Regions from separate parts of the Homo sapiens genome. Here region 1 is linked to region 2. A link is a contact called in ENCODE Hi-C or POLR2A ChIA-PET data. All regions are on one chromosome and are shown on one strand. The core of a region is the stretch at or near the end of the contact, and the rest is flanking DNA. Distances in the headings are between cores, read along the strand shown. Region 1 holds the start of LINC00467 (long intergenic non-protein coding RNA 467). Region 2 has its middle 23 kb from the start of RD3.

Evidence for each region. A loop is a pair of places that touch in the nucleus more often than their neighbours do. ChIA-PET counts read pairs that join two places held with the same protein, here RNA polymerase II (POLR2A). Pooled maps may share reads with other maps.
Region 1: a map of endothelial cell of umbilical vein shows a loop between it and region 2 (4-fold over the local background). The contact joins the promoter of LINC00467 here to the enhancer-like site in region 2. A Hi-C loop is called at or near these places in 6 of 168 maps with a recorded cell type or tissue (MCF 10A, OCI-LY7, chondrocyte and 3 more), 4 of 37 single-sample maps with no recorded cell type and 22 of 50 pooled maps. POLR2A ChIA-PET finds 5 or more read pairs at or near these places in 4 of 52 experiments (GM12878, HEK293, HEK293T and 1 more).

Annotation. Positions count from the first base shown.
Region 1 is chr1:211,379,246-211,385,998 of GRCh38, reverse strand. LINC00467 (long intergenic non-protein coding RNA 467) reads right to left here and starts at 3,244. Exons shown (of 6, transcript NR_026761.2): 1 at 3,074-3,244. LOC124904504 (a long non-coding RNA gene) reads left to right here and starts at 3,255. Exons shown (of 2, transcript XR_007066868.1): 1 at 3,255-3,406; 2 at 3,601-6,753. LOC107985259 (a long non-coding RNA gene) reads left to right here and starts at 1,715. Exons shown (of 2, transcript XR_001738447.1): 1 at 1,715-2,728; 2 at 3,045-3,173. RefSeq lists an enhancer at 3,062-3,131.
Region 2 is chr1:211,465,947-211,472,817 of GRCh38, reverse strand. No RefSeq gene overlaps it. Among named protein-coding and RNA genes, the nearest start is that of RD3, 23 kb to the left of the region's middle. Within about 2 kb of position 2,602, at least 2 of the 41 ENCODE cell types and tissues checked have a DNase peak (open chromatin) inside an H3K27ac peak, as active enhancers do.

The DNA.
Region 1 (6,753 bases), core at 1,995-4,494, 87 kb after region 2:
TATAAGTACAGAGGTGTTCGTGTATTACCTCATCCTTTTTAATGTCTGTTGGGTTGGGAGTGCTCTTAGAGCACGTATGTTTGTTTCTTTTTTAAATTTGTACTTAAATTTTTATTTGCTGATCTTCTCTGTATCATTCCAATTTTAGTATATGTGCTACTGAAGCAAGCACTAGCACAGATGTTATAGGAATGACTTCAATAAAATACTGAAGACAAGGTAGACCTGCAGCATAACTGATCCTCGAACCTTGTTATCATTGATTTCCTCTTTCAATTCCATATCCAGTCAGATATTTGATTTGTCCTTGTCAATACTTCTTCTGATTTCTCTTCATTCCCAATACTGCTTGGCACAGTCTCCTACCTAAATGATTCCCCTGCCACTTAACTAGTCTCGTTGCTTTTTCCCACTGTCATGCATTTTTCATACTGCTACCAGATTTATCTTTTTAGACCTCAAATGGTTCAACACTGCCCACAAGATAAAGGCCTTCCACATCTGGCTTAGTTCTGGTGTTCTGAATAATACTTTTTCCCTAAATCAAGGGTTTTTAACATTTAAATTTGAGAAGGAGTAGTCAACAAATCTCCTAAAATTAAGCATAAAATGTTGTATGGATGTGAATTTTATTTCCAGAGCAAGATCTACAGCTTTTTTAAAAAATTTATTTTTAGGCTGGGTCTCATGGCTCACACCTATAATCCTAGCACTTGGGAAGGCCGGGGTGGGTTGATTGCTTAGGCCAGGAGTTTGAGACCACCCAGGCCAACGTAGCAAAACCCATATCTACTAAAGTTACAAAAATTAGTCAGGTGTGATGGTGCACACCTATAGTCCCAGCTACTCGGGAGGCTGAAGCATGAGAATCACTTGAACCCAGGAGGCAGATGTTGCAGTGAGCCAAGATTGCACCAGCCTGGGTGACAAAGCAAGACTGTCTCAGAAAAACATAATTTTTATATATTTAGAGGGTACGAGTGCAGAATTCTTAGATGTACATATTGCACAGTGGTGAAGCCTGGGCTTTTAGTGTACCCATTACCAAAATTGTGAGCATTGTTCCCAGTATGTAACTTTTCAACCCTCACCCCCCTCCCATCCTCCCACCTTTTGTAGTCTGCAGTGTCTATATGTACGTGTACCCATCACTTCTCAGCTCCTGCTTTAAGTGAGAACATGTGATATTTGGCTTTCTGAGTTATTTCGGTTAGGATAATGGCTTCCAGTTCTATCCATGTTGCTGAAAAAACATGACTTTTTAATGGCTAAATAGTATTCCATGGCATACACACACACACACACACACACACACACACCACCACATTTTCTTTACCCAATCCTCTGTTGATGGAGGGTCTACAGATTTTATCAGATATTCAAAATGAGAAAATTGTACTCTGAATCCTTCAACCTTGTCTCTGTATCGAGAACACACTACAGGTGGGGTGCAGTGGCTCATACCTGTAATCCCAGCACTTTGGGAGGCCAAGGTGGGAGGACTGCTTGAAGCCAGGAGTTCAAGACCAGCCTGGGCAACATAGTGAGACCCTGTCTCTACAAAAAATACAAAAATTAGCCGGGCATGGTGGTGCACACCTGTAGTCCCAGATACTCAGGAGGCTGAGGTGGAGGCTGCAGTGAGCTCTGATCACGCCACTGCACTCCAGCCTGGGCGACAGAGTGAGACCCTGTCTCAAAAACAAACAAACAAAAAAACAAAAAAAAACACTAAAAACAAACTACAGCCTCCACCTCCCTCAATAGTGAGTACAGAGTTATCACTCCTCTCTCTGAAATTAGATTTATAATATTTTAGTGACCTAGCCTAACCTTAACATTTTACAGATGAGTAAACACATCTAGCACTTTTACCTGATTTGTCCAAAGTTGCTCTTATACAATTTGTATTCTGTGCAACTGAGATGGGATTTATCTGCTATTTTATGTGGCCTTTTTATGAAGGCCTTTTCATGTTTCTCCTTCAGGTCGGAACTAAACCTCAGAGTTCTTCAAAACCCCAATTACCTTTATTGTCTTACATAAGCTAGCTGCCCAAATGTTTGCTGAGAATAGTGATAACCATTGTCATATTGAGGTAGAGGAAGGGGGCTGGTTGGTGGGTACTGGTTTAGGGGTACTTTTTTAAGGAAGCATGAGCACATTTTGGATATGCAAAATATTATTAAGTTTAGAGCTTAGATTTGGAAAAACAACACTTAAGCGTCTGTGTAAGGAGAGCTCTGAGAAAAGGGTTTTCAGACAGAACCCAAATTTCTCAAGAAGAACCCTCTAAACAGCATTAAGGAAAAAAATTCCTCTGTAGAAGCAACTAAGAAAAAAAGGAATACTCAGTATTTGGGAAAGAGAAAGGAATGAATGATAACAACACCAGATTGAGTAAGCTACACAATAAATCCAAATTTCAGCCCTACCACATCCAACCTATGTTGCCTTGAGCAAATTATTAAACTTTTCTGTGCCTCAATTTTCTCATGTCTGCCTACTTAAGGACTGCGTGGGAAGATTAAATAAAATGCATGTAAAGCACTTAGGTCAGTACCTTACTCTTAAGGCACTCTTAAGGGTTTGAGAAGGAAGGGAGGGACGTTAAGTGGAATGGTCCTTGGTACATTTTTGTTCCGCGGCAGTAGGATTCTGAAACAGAGGACATAATTACAAAGAAAGTTGGAGTAAGAAGTGGTGGTGCGGGCATCACATTTTCCTGGTGAGTATCTGAGGGCCCATCACAACTGTAGGAAGCGGAAGGGCTAATAAGTGTCAGGCCAAGAGCACACCCTCCAGGGTGCATCTGAGAAGTCGGCGGCCGTCGAGTATTAGCACTTAAATACTACGAGAGCTTTCATGACAAAGGACACATCTTTTGGGGAAACTCAGAGCTTGGGAGCGGCCTCATTAGCGGGGGACCGGGCAGAGGGGGGCTACCAACAGTCCCCTCGGAGTGACCGAAGGGAGATTGAGGAAAGAGTGAGGTGGGAAGAAAATGGCGGCGCGGCTTCTACCGGTTTGCCTTCACACTCTAGCCACAGCCCCGGCTGGAACGGTCACTTACTGGAAACTGCAGAGAAACAACCTGTTTGGTCCGACTTGACAACCTCAACCGGACCGAAGGTGCTGAACAACCAGTGCGGCGAGCGCCGCGAAACCCAACGCCCGACCGCGTAGGGAACGTCACAGCGCGCGCACGCGCAACAGTCGACTAGAAATGTCCGGCCTACGCCACAGAGCGGGGCGGGAGCGGAAGCGACTCTTCCGGTCGCGGGAGCCTTAGGCAAGAGCTGCTGGACTGGAGGGAGGGAGGGGAGGGGAGGGGAGGGGCGCGGGGACTCAAGCCACGGTTTTTGTGTCCGCGGCTGCACCCCTCTCGAAGCGTTTTCACGCACATGTGAGAAACCTCACACCCTGGGGCCGATTTCTTTAGTAGATTGGCGCCCAAATGGCAAAGATTTCCAGGGATTTGTTTGGGATTCCATATTTTTGTAGATTTGCCGAGATTGGATACTAGTACAATATTGAGAATTCCCGTCCAGCAATGTGGCTATTTTTTTAAATTAATTCAGTTCTCCCTTTGTTTTTCAGGTAAAGCGTTGCAGTTCGCTTGGTGTTGTGCGCATTTAACATTTTTTCATAGCTATTTTTGTTATTGTAGTTTGTTTTTACTAATAGACTATTAATCCATTAGTATCCTTGTATAAGAATGGCTTTTGATTGTTGATCTATCTGGACACTTCACTAAACGTTCGTATTCTAAAAATTTGACAGGCAGTCCTCTTTGATTTGTAGGTAAGAATTTATCTGTAAAGAACAATTTTGGCTTTTCCCAAGAATCCAGTGCAACACTGAATAGTAGCCGGAGGTACTTATTTCTTACCAGGAGTTATTTTGGATTGCATCTTAGGTTTCATTCAAGATATCTTCTGCAGGTTTATGGTGTGTGTGTGTGTGGGTGTATAGGCAAATTATGTTCTTTTCGTAGTTTACCATATCGGTTTTTTTTTTAATCAGCAAATGACTAAGTTTTACCAAGTATTTTCAGTATCAGTCTTTGAGATGATTGTATGGCCTTTTTTCCATTACTCTACAATAAAATAACTACAATAATAGATTTTCTAATGGTGAGCCAAACTTAGAATCCTGGTATCTTATTTTTTCAATATATTGCTGGATGCAATTTGCTGTGTAGTTAATTTTGGATTTTCATGTATGCACCTAAGTTAGATTGGCTTATGGTTTTCTTTTGCTGTCCTTGTCTAGTTTTGGTATCAGGTTGTGCTAGGAGTCAGACAGGTTAACTTATTTTTGTATGACCTGGAATAGACATAGCATGTGTGAATGATACATTTCTTAGGTTTTGAAGAACTCATCTTTAAAGCCTTCTGGGTGTGGTGCCATCTTAATGGATAGTTTTGTTTTTTATATAGCGTCCATCGTTATTGATACCTAGAATTTTTTCTTTTGCTTCTTGAGAAAATTAGTTTTTTCTAGAAAAGTATTGGCCGGGTGCGGTGACTCACGCCTGTGATCCCAGCACATTGGGAGGCCGAGGAGGGCGGATCACGAGGTCAGGAGATCGAGACCATCCTGGCTAACACGGTGAAACTCCGTCTCTACTAAAAATACGACAATGAAAAATTAGCCGGGCATGGTGGCGGGCGCCTGTAGTCCCAGCTACTCAGGAGGCTGAAGCAGGAGAATGGCTTGAACCCGGGAGGCGGAGCTTGCAGTGAGCTGAGATTTTGCTACTGCACTCCAGCCTGGGGGACAGAGCGAGACTCCATCTTTAAAAAAAAAGTATTTCAGCTATATTTTCTAACATTTAAAAAAATCTCATATTGTTCTCAACCATTCTTATATATTCTTATATATATATTCTTATATATTGTATTGGAGTCTTTTTCTTGATCATATTTATCAAACCAGCTTTTGGTTTTATAGATAAAATCTGTCTTAAAAGTAATTTCTCTTTCATTAATGTATGCCTTCATTAATTTCTTCTTATCTCTTTGGGTTTATTTTGTTCTTTTTATAGAATCTTGGAAGCTTAACTTTCCTTTAAAATGTTTAATATGAAATATTACCAGAATGTACAGTTACAGAAAATAATATAATGAACACTTGTATACCAACCATCTAGCTTTATCCCATTTTAACATTTTCTCTTATTTGCTTCAGATTTTAACATTCAGTTAGAGCTCCTTGTGAAACTGCCTGCAATCTCATTCTCCCTCTCTTCCTCTCTGAAATTAACTACTTCATTGAATTTGGTATCTGTCATTCCCATGAAAGCTTTTATGTATGCTCCAAATACATGTAGCGATGTTAAGTAGCATAAAGTACTGTTTTATGCTTTTTAAACCTAATATAAATGATATGCATGTCACTTACTTTTGCCACCTATAATTATGTATGTAAAATTTATCCAGGATGATTCCTGTAGTTCTAGTTTTATTTTAACTGCTGAATAGTATTCCATTGTATAATTGTACCACCATTTATCCATTCTCCAGTTGCTAGCAATTTCATGATTCCTGATTTCTGTCATTATAACATGAGTTAGTTCTTGCACACAGCTTCTTAGACATATGGTAAGAATTTCCTTAGGATAATGTCTAGAAATGGAATTGCAAGGTGGAAGGGTTTGCACAGTTCAACTTTGATATTGCCAAATTGTTCTCCAGTGGTTGTACTAACTTACCCTCCATCAGCAATGTAGGAGAGCTGCTGTTGCTCCATTCCATGCCAACACAGGTTATTTTTTTGCCCCAGTTTTTTTGTTTTGTTGTTTGGTTTTTTTTTTGCTGTTACCAACTGCTGACAGTAAATTTTCTTGTACATGTTTCCTGGTACACGTGTGCAAGAGTTTCTCTGACTATAAAGCTAATGCAGTTATTAACTCTATTTTGTTTTCGGTATGTTTTTTAAAAGCATGTACATGTCCCCCTCATTTGAGATTTCTCCCTGTTAATACTAACACTTAACTTATTCATAGATATATCTCACTCATTTTTTTCTATGTATCATGCTTCCTGTTCTCTTTACTGCCTTTGGTTTGACAGTCTTTTTTTCCAGTTTTTTTCCCGCTTTAGTGGTTTGAAAGTTATATTTGATTTTTATTCTATGAATAGTAGTTACTCTTCTAACTCATTTAAAGGTGTATCTTTATATATATGTGTGTGTGTGTGTTTAGAATTCATCAGTATCCATATGAGGCAGTCTGTGTAGTGGTTAAGAGTGGAGCCTGTGAGGCCAGACTGCCTGGATTCAGATCCTAGCACTACCACTTATTAGCTGAGTAACCTAGAGCTTATTACATAAACTCTCTGTGCCTCAGTTGTTTCATCTGTAAAGTGGGGATAATACAGCATATACCTCATGAGGTTGTTCTAAGATTAATATGTTAATATATGTAACATTCTTAGGACAGTGCCTAATGCTTGGATCTCTTTACCAGATTTTTCATCTATGGAATGGGCAGAAGACTTGCCTATCAGAGTTGTTACAAAAATTCAGTGCATTAGTGTATTCATTCATTTTAATACACTGAGCACCTGCTGTGCACTTTTGAATTAGACATGGTTCTCGGCTTCAGTGGTCTCATAAGGGAACAGACATGAAATGCAATTTCAATACGATTTAACCTTAATACTCTTCCCATGTTCTCTCTTGTCCCCCTTCTAATCTGTGCTCCACATTAAGAGGCAAAACATTAATCAGATCATGCATCCTCTGCCC
Region 2 (6,871 bases), core at 1,353-3,852:
TTAAAAACCTTCCAAAAGTGATTCTCTGTTCTCTTTCCCCATTTGCTGGCTGAATGGAGAGGACTCTGAGACCCAAGAAGAGAGGGTAGTCACAAGATGAAAGGGGCCTGGGTCCCTGAATGACCACATGGAAGGCCATATTGGACTTCTTATGTGAATTACAAATATACTTCTATTTGTTAAACCACTGAGATTTGAAGTTTATCTCTGCAGATATTGGAGTAACTGACCTGTAACCAACATACACCTTGATTGCCCCTACTTGGGATGTCTACCACCATTGGACCAGTTACTATTGCTGGGGAATGAGGTACTAAGAGTGACCTAGCCTGGATCATGTGCCCTTCTGGGAACCTAGGGCACCAGATCACAGCCCCACTAAGACCACATGAAGTGAAAGGGGGGTGTTGTTGCTACAAGAAAGTGGATGGGAAAATATATGAGATGCCCCTGCCGACCCTGAAATCAGCTCCCAAAGCTCTGCCTAAGAGAGCAACCCAAAATCTCAAAGGGTCAAAAGATGTACTCTTTGAAAATCTGAATAGCTTAATATTAAAATGACTGTTGTAATATCATCTCAGTTCTTCCAAAGACCTTAAAATTACCTTTAATCTCATATCAAGGTAATTCGCAGAAGCTTCCATCCTACTTTTATTCTTGCTTCAAAGACGACAAATAAGGTTCCAACTGAAGGTCTCATGGGTGGGAAAATGAGAAAGTTTTTTTGTCTAACTGTCCGTGGCCATATCAACCTTCTGCCCAGGTGTAGATATATACAGGAAGAAATGACAGTCACTCATTGTCCCTACTGTGAAGTCAGCTCACTATTATTGCTTTCTGAGAAACTTTTCGTTTTGTTTTTTTTGTTTTTTCTCTGCCACTCCATCTTATCTTAAAAAGTTTCCTGTTTTTGTTGTTGTTTGGTTGGTTGGTTGGCTTGGTTTTTTAACCCATGAGCAGATTTTGCTCTTACTCAGGGGAACAAAAGGAATTTAACGGTCTAGATAAAATTGTTTGAATTTTGAGGCTATTGAACATTCTGGATTATAGTTCTGGTGAAATTATTCTGCCACTTACATCTTTGCAAATCATTCACTCTCTTGAGGCTCCTGTTCCTTATCTATTAGAGAAGCATAGATACCTTTCTACTGCCCAGGCTTGTGGTGAGGTTTAAATAAGATCAAATGCTTTCCCAACTATAAAAGAACTTTCAAGTTTAAGATCTTACAGTTGTCTGTGACAGTCTTCTCTTCAATTAGTATGGGTAACTGAAAGTCGATTGAACACACTGAAGAGCACTTTTCACCTTCCTTCCTCTGGAGTGTCCAGACCTGGCTCTTTAATCATTGCCCTTGAGCCCAATTTCCCTCATCTTTTAGATCTGTGGTTCTCAAGCTTGGCTGCACATTAGATTATCTGGCACCCAGGCCACATCTCAGGCCAGTTAAATCAGAAACTTGGGATGGGACTCAGGCATCAGTTTTTCTAAAGTTTTCTAGGTGGTTCCATTGTGCAGCCAAGGCTGAAAACTATGGTTTTAGATTATTCTTTCTGGGGAAATCAGGAAATTCTCTGTTGGCACAACTGAATCTATTTAACTCTAACACATGCACAAATGATTTCATTTCAATAGATTAATGCGCTTTGGACCTATTACAATGGTTATGTGATCTTATGTTAGAGATAGATGGTTGCAAAGTAGTTTATCACATAGATGTTTATCAGCTGTGATCGATGTTTATCATCTCCTTAGCAGCATTCAGGAAATGCTTGAAGATGAGATGTATCTTTTTTTTTTTTTTAGACAGAGTCTCGCTCTGTTGCCCAGCCTGGAGTGGAGTGCAGTGGCACGATCTTGGCTCATTGCAACCTCTTCCTTCCAGTTTAAGCAATTCTCCTGACTCAGCCTCCCAAATAGCTGGGGTTGCAGGCTATTTTCATATTTTTTTTTTTACAAATAAAATACCACCATGCCCAGCTAATTTTTGTATTTTTAGTAGAAACAGGGTTTCACCATATTGGCCAGGCTGGTCTCGAACTCCTGACCTCAGGTGATCTACCCACCTCAGTCTTCCAAAATGCTGGGATTACAGGTGTGAGCCACCATGCCTGGCCAAAATGTATCTTGTCAAGAGTGCTGCAAATACCATTTTATAGCAACTAGAAAATGGAGAGGGTGATAAGATCTGAGCTTTTTTTATAAACCTGCAAGAATACAATTACATAGGATGAAAATTATCTGGTGTCTGTTATGGACACTATTCATAAGGGGTGAGAGAGAGAGAAGAAGAGAGAGAGAGAAAATGAGAAAGTTGTAATCCAGCAGGTAGAAATAGCTGTCTGGGAGTGGGTTGTAGGGAACTCTTTCCTGCTTCTTGTGCCAAGTGGTAGAACTGGGAGGGAGGCAGCTGGAGCTAGTAAAGGTGAGTGGGAGGGTGCAGGTGCTGCCCTTGTCCTCAGAACAGGTAAAAGTGACATGTTTGACCGTTGGGCTTAAAGCCATCTTCAGATGCGAGCCGGTCCTGGGAATCAAGTTTGTTCTTATTTGCAGAGGTCCCGTGAAGGCCCCCTGGTGGTCACGGGCGGCTCAGCCAGAGAGTCCATTGTGCTGGCTGTGGGATCCCCATGGATCAGCGCCTGTACCGGAGCAGAGTGCGCTCTGAGTGCACCATTCTTCTCCAGCCGGAAGCAGCCTCCCTTTGCAGGTTTGCCCAGGATAGCCTTTGGCAGGACAAGAGACTTGCGCCGTCACATCCTCTCTCAGCTGCAGACATGGAGCACCTGCTGTGACATCTACAAACAGTGTGACCTTGGCACAGCTACTTAACTTTGCTGAGTCTCAGTTTTCTCATTTGAGTAACAATATTTGCACGACACTGTGGTTGTGGAAATTAACTGATATCAAGGCATATAAAGCTCCTGGAACCAGAAGGGTGTTCAAAGGCTTCTTGCTGTGTTATGTGTGTGCTCTTATTTTCCACTTGCTCACTTGCCTCTGGGTCCTCAGTGACCTGTCCCCATGGTGTAGCCTCTGTTTCCTGAGGCTTAGCTTGGATGCCTCCCACCTACCACCACATCACATTGCTTTCCTTCAGTTCATTTTCTCATTTGACCTCCACACTAACTCTGGGAGGTAGATGAGAAAGCAACATCCTTTCCAGTGTAGCCAGGAGCTAAGCAATTTGCCCACCATCAAACAGGAAATCACTGGCAAGAGTAGCAAGAAAATGACCCACCATTTTGGGACACTTACTATGTGAGTAAGGCACATGCTGAGCATGGTGCGTGCATTATCTCATTTTATCCTCACAAACAACATGGTGAGGCAGGTATTTTTATCTCCATTTTACAGGTACAGAAGCAGAGGTTTAGATGGCTGACTTTTCAAAGTTGTAAAGAGAGTAGCAGGCATAGCCAGAATTTAAACCCATTTCTCATCAGCTGTAGAGGCCTCTCTGCCTCTCTGGCAGTAACTTGAACTTAGTTCTCTTGATTCCTAGAAAACTGCTTCTTTTGCAACATGATGCTGCTCTAGGAACAACTTAGCAAATCCACAGCTACCAAAAGCACAGTGTTTGATTTCTCTTCTCTTTTCCTGGAGACGTTTTTACTTAGGATAACTTACTGCCTAATGCTGAATAGCCAAAAATGTATGCCTCTCAGGACTCAGAATTTTGATGGCCACAATCAGTTGGTCCCCAGAAAAATATCAATCCCCGCTTTGTTCTCACAGGAGAGCTCCAAAAGAGAAGTATAATTCATTTTTTCTTCCTCTTTTCTATTTTCTTAGGTGTCATTCTCTGTTATTCTGTTGGCTGTCATTTTTGTCTTTTGTGGACCAGTTGATATAGACAAACCACCACTAACAACCCAGACAGCCTGAGAATGGATAATACATGTGGCTTGACTGCCTCCTGAGATATTTCAGGTCCATTTACCCTGAATGACTAACACGTCTAAGAAAGAACACACACTTCTTTAGCTGAGGATGCTACCCTAACTTGACCCACATAGGAAGCAGATGTTTCCTCCCGGCCATTTGCCCACTCCATGTGACTTGGGCTTTTCACACATGGTGGCTGGGTTCTGAAGGACAGAGAGTGTGCCAAGAACAAACGGTCCAGGCAGAAGCTACAGGCTTGTTAAAAGCTGGCTATGGATGTTTTAAGACATCATTTTTGCTTTGTCCTATTAATCAAGCAAGTCACTATAGTCAGCCTACTTTTTTGGGAGGGGAATCAGACTCCAGCAGGGAATTGGGGTAGCTGATCCCTCAGCAATATTGTTTTTTTTCTCTCTTTGCTAGTTTGGTAGGATAAAAATGTTATTTTAATTACATTTATTTCATTACAAGAAAGATTGAACATGAAAAGGGACATGTACTGGCAATTTGCATTATCATGTGAATTACCTAGTCAAATATTTTGGCTATCTCTTTCTCTAATTAATCTGTTAGGGTTTTGTCTTAGGACCTTTTGTGTTGCTATGTAGGAGCACCAGACACTGGGTAATTTCTAAAGATAAAAAGGTTTATTTGGCTCATGATTCTGATGACCGGAAAGTTCAAGACCTGGCATCTGCATCTAGTGAGGGGCTCAGGTTGTTTCCTCTCATGATGGAAGGCAAAGGGGAGCCTGTGTGTGCAGAAATCACATGGCAAGACAGAAAGCAAGAGAAGGGAGGACAGAGGCCAGGCTCTTTTTAACAACTAGCTTTCTCAGGAACTCAAAGAGTGAGAACTGACTCACTCCCAAGGGAGGACATTAATCTATTCATGAGGGGCTACCTGCATGACCCAAACATCTCCCATTGGGCCCCACCTTTAGCTTTGGAGATCAAATTTCAACATGAGGGTTGGAGTAAACAAACATCCAAACTATCACAGACTGCAAATATTAAAAACATTAAATTTTGGTCTATTATATATATTGTGACTTTTTTTTCCAGTTTCAATTTACCTTTTAATTTTTAAAGTTTTTTTCTTTCTTAATCAAGACAGGGTCTTGCTCTGTTACGCAGGCTGGAGAACAGTGTGTGATCCTACCTCACTGCGGCCTCAAACTCCTGGGTTCAAGTGACCATGCTGCCTCAGCCTCCTAAGTAGCTGGGACTACAGGCATGCACCACCACACCCAGTAAATTTTTTTAAAATTTTAAACTTTTGGTAGAGACAGGGTCTTGCTATGTTGTCCTGCCTTGGCCTCCCAAAGCACTGGGTTCTTTTAATATTTTACAGTGCTTTTAAAAAATTATCAATTATAAGCTGGGCGTGGTGGGTCACACCTGTAATCCCAGAACTTTGGGAGGCTGAGGCAGGCGGGTCACTTGAGGTCAGGAGTTTGAGACCAGCCTAGCCAACATGGTAAAACCCCGTCTCTACTAAAAAAAAAAATTAAAAAGTTAGCCAGGCGTGGTGGCGGATGCCTGTAATCCCAGCTACTTGGGAGGCTGAGGCAGGAGAATCGCTTGAACCCCAGAGGCAGAGGTTGCAGTGAGCCAAGATTGGGCCACTGAACTCCAACCTGGGTGACAGAAGGAGACTCTGTCTCAAAAAAAAAAAATTCAATTATTCCATTAGTTTCCAGTTTCAAAGTTTTTTTTTCAGCTTCAATAATGTGTAGTTAACAAAAATTGTATATATTTATAGTACACGATGAGATGTTTTAATATATGTTTAATTGTGAAATGATTAAATTAAGCCAATTAACATATTCATCACCTGACATACTTATTTTTTGTGTGTGGTGAGAACATTTAAGATCTACTCTCTTAGCAGTTTTCAAGTATACCATGCATTATTAAGTACAGTCACCATGCTGTACAGTACATCTCCAGAACTTATTCATTCTGTCCAACTGAAACTTTATACCCTCTCTATTAGTCTGTTTTTATGCTGCTGATAAAGACATACCTGAGACCGGGAATAAAAAGAGGTGTAATTGGACTTACAGTTCCACATGGCTGGGGAGGACTCAGAATCATGGCGGGAGGTGAAAGGCACTTCTTACATGGCAGCAGCAAGAGAACATGAGGAAGAAGCAAAAGTGGAAACCCCTGATAAAACCATCAGATCTTGTGAGACTTATTTACTATCATGAAAATAGCATGGGAAAGATCGGCCCCCATGATTCAATTACCTCCCCTTGGGTCCCTCCCACAACACGTGGGAATTCTGGAAGATACAATTCAAGTTGAGATTTAGGTGGGGACACAGCCAAACCATATCACCCTCTGATCAACATTTCCCCATCTCCTCCTCCCCTCTCTTCCAATCCCTGGCAACCATTCTCTCCCTCTCTCTCTCAGTTCTTTTTAAGATTCTGTATACAAGTGAGATCATGCAGAATTTGTTTTTTTGGGCCTGGTCTATTTCATTTGGTATAATGTCCTCCAGGTTCTGGTTTATCCATCTCCAAATTTATCCAAATGACAGGATTTCCTTCTTTATAAGGCTGAATAGTATTCCATTGTATATGTATGTATGTGTGCATCTGTATAATGTGATATGTATTTTTTTCTTTATTCATTCATCTGTTGGTGGACACTTAGGTTGATTTTACATCTTGGCTGATGCAATGAACATGGTAGTACAAACATACTGATTTCATTTTTTTAAAGATGTATATCCAGAAGTGGGATTGCTGGATCACATGGTAGTTCTATTTTCAATTTTTTGAGGAACTTTCCGACTGTTTGCCGTAATGGCTGTACCAATTTCTATTCCCACCAAGAATGTACATAGGTTCTCCTTTCTTCACATTCTTACCAAAACTTTTTATCTTTGATCTTTTTTATAGTAGTCATTCTAACAGGTGTTAGGTGATGTCTCAGTGTAGTTTTAATTTGCATTCTCCTGATGATTAAAGACACT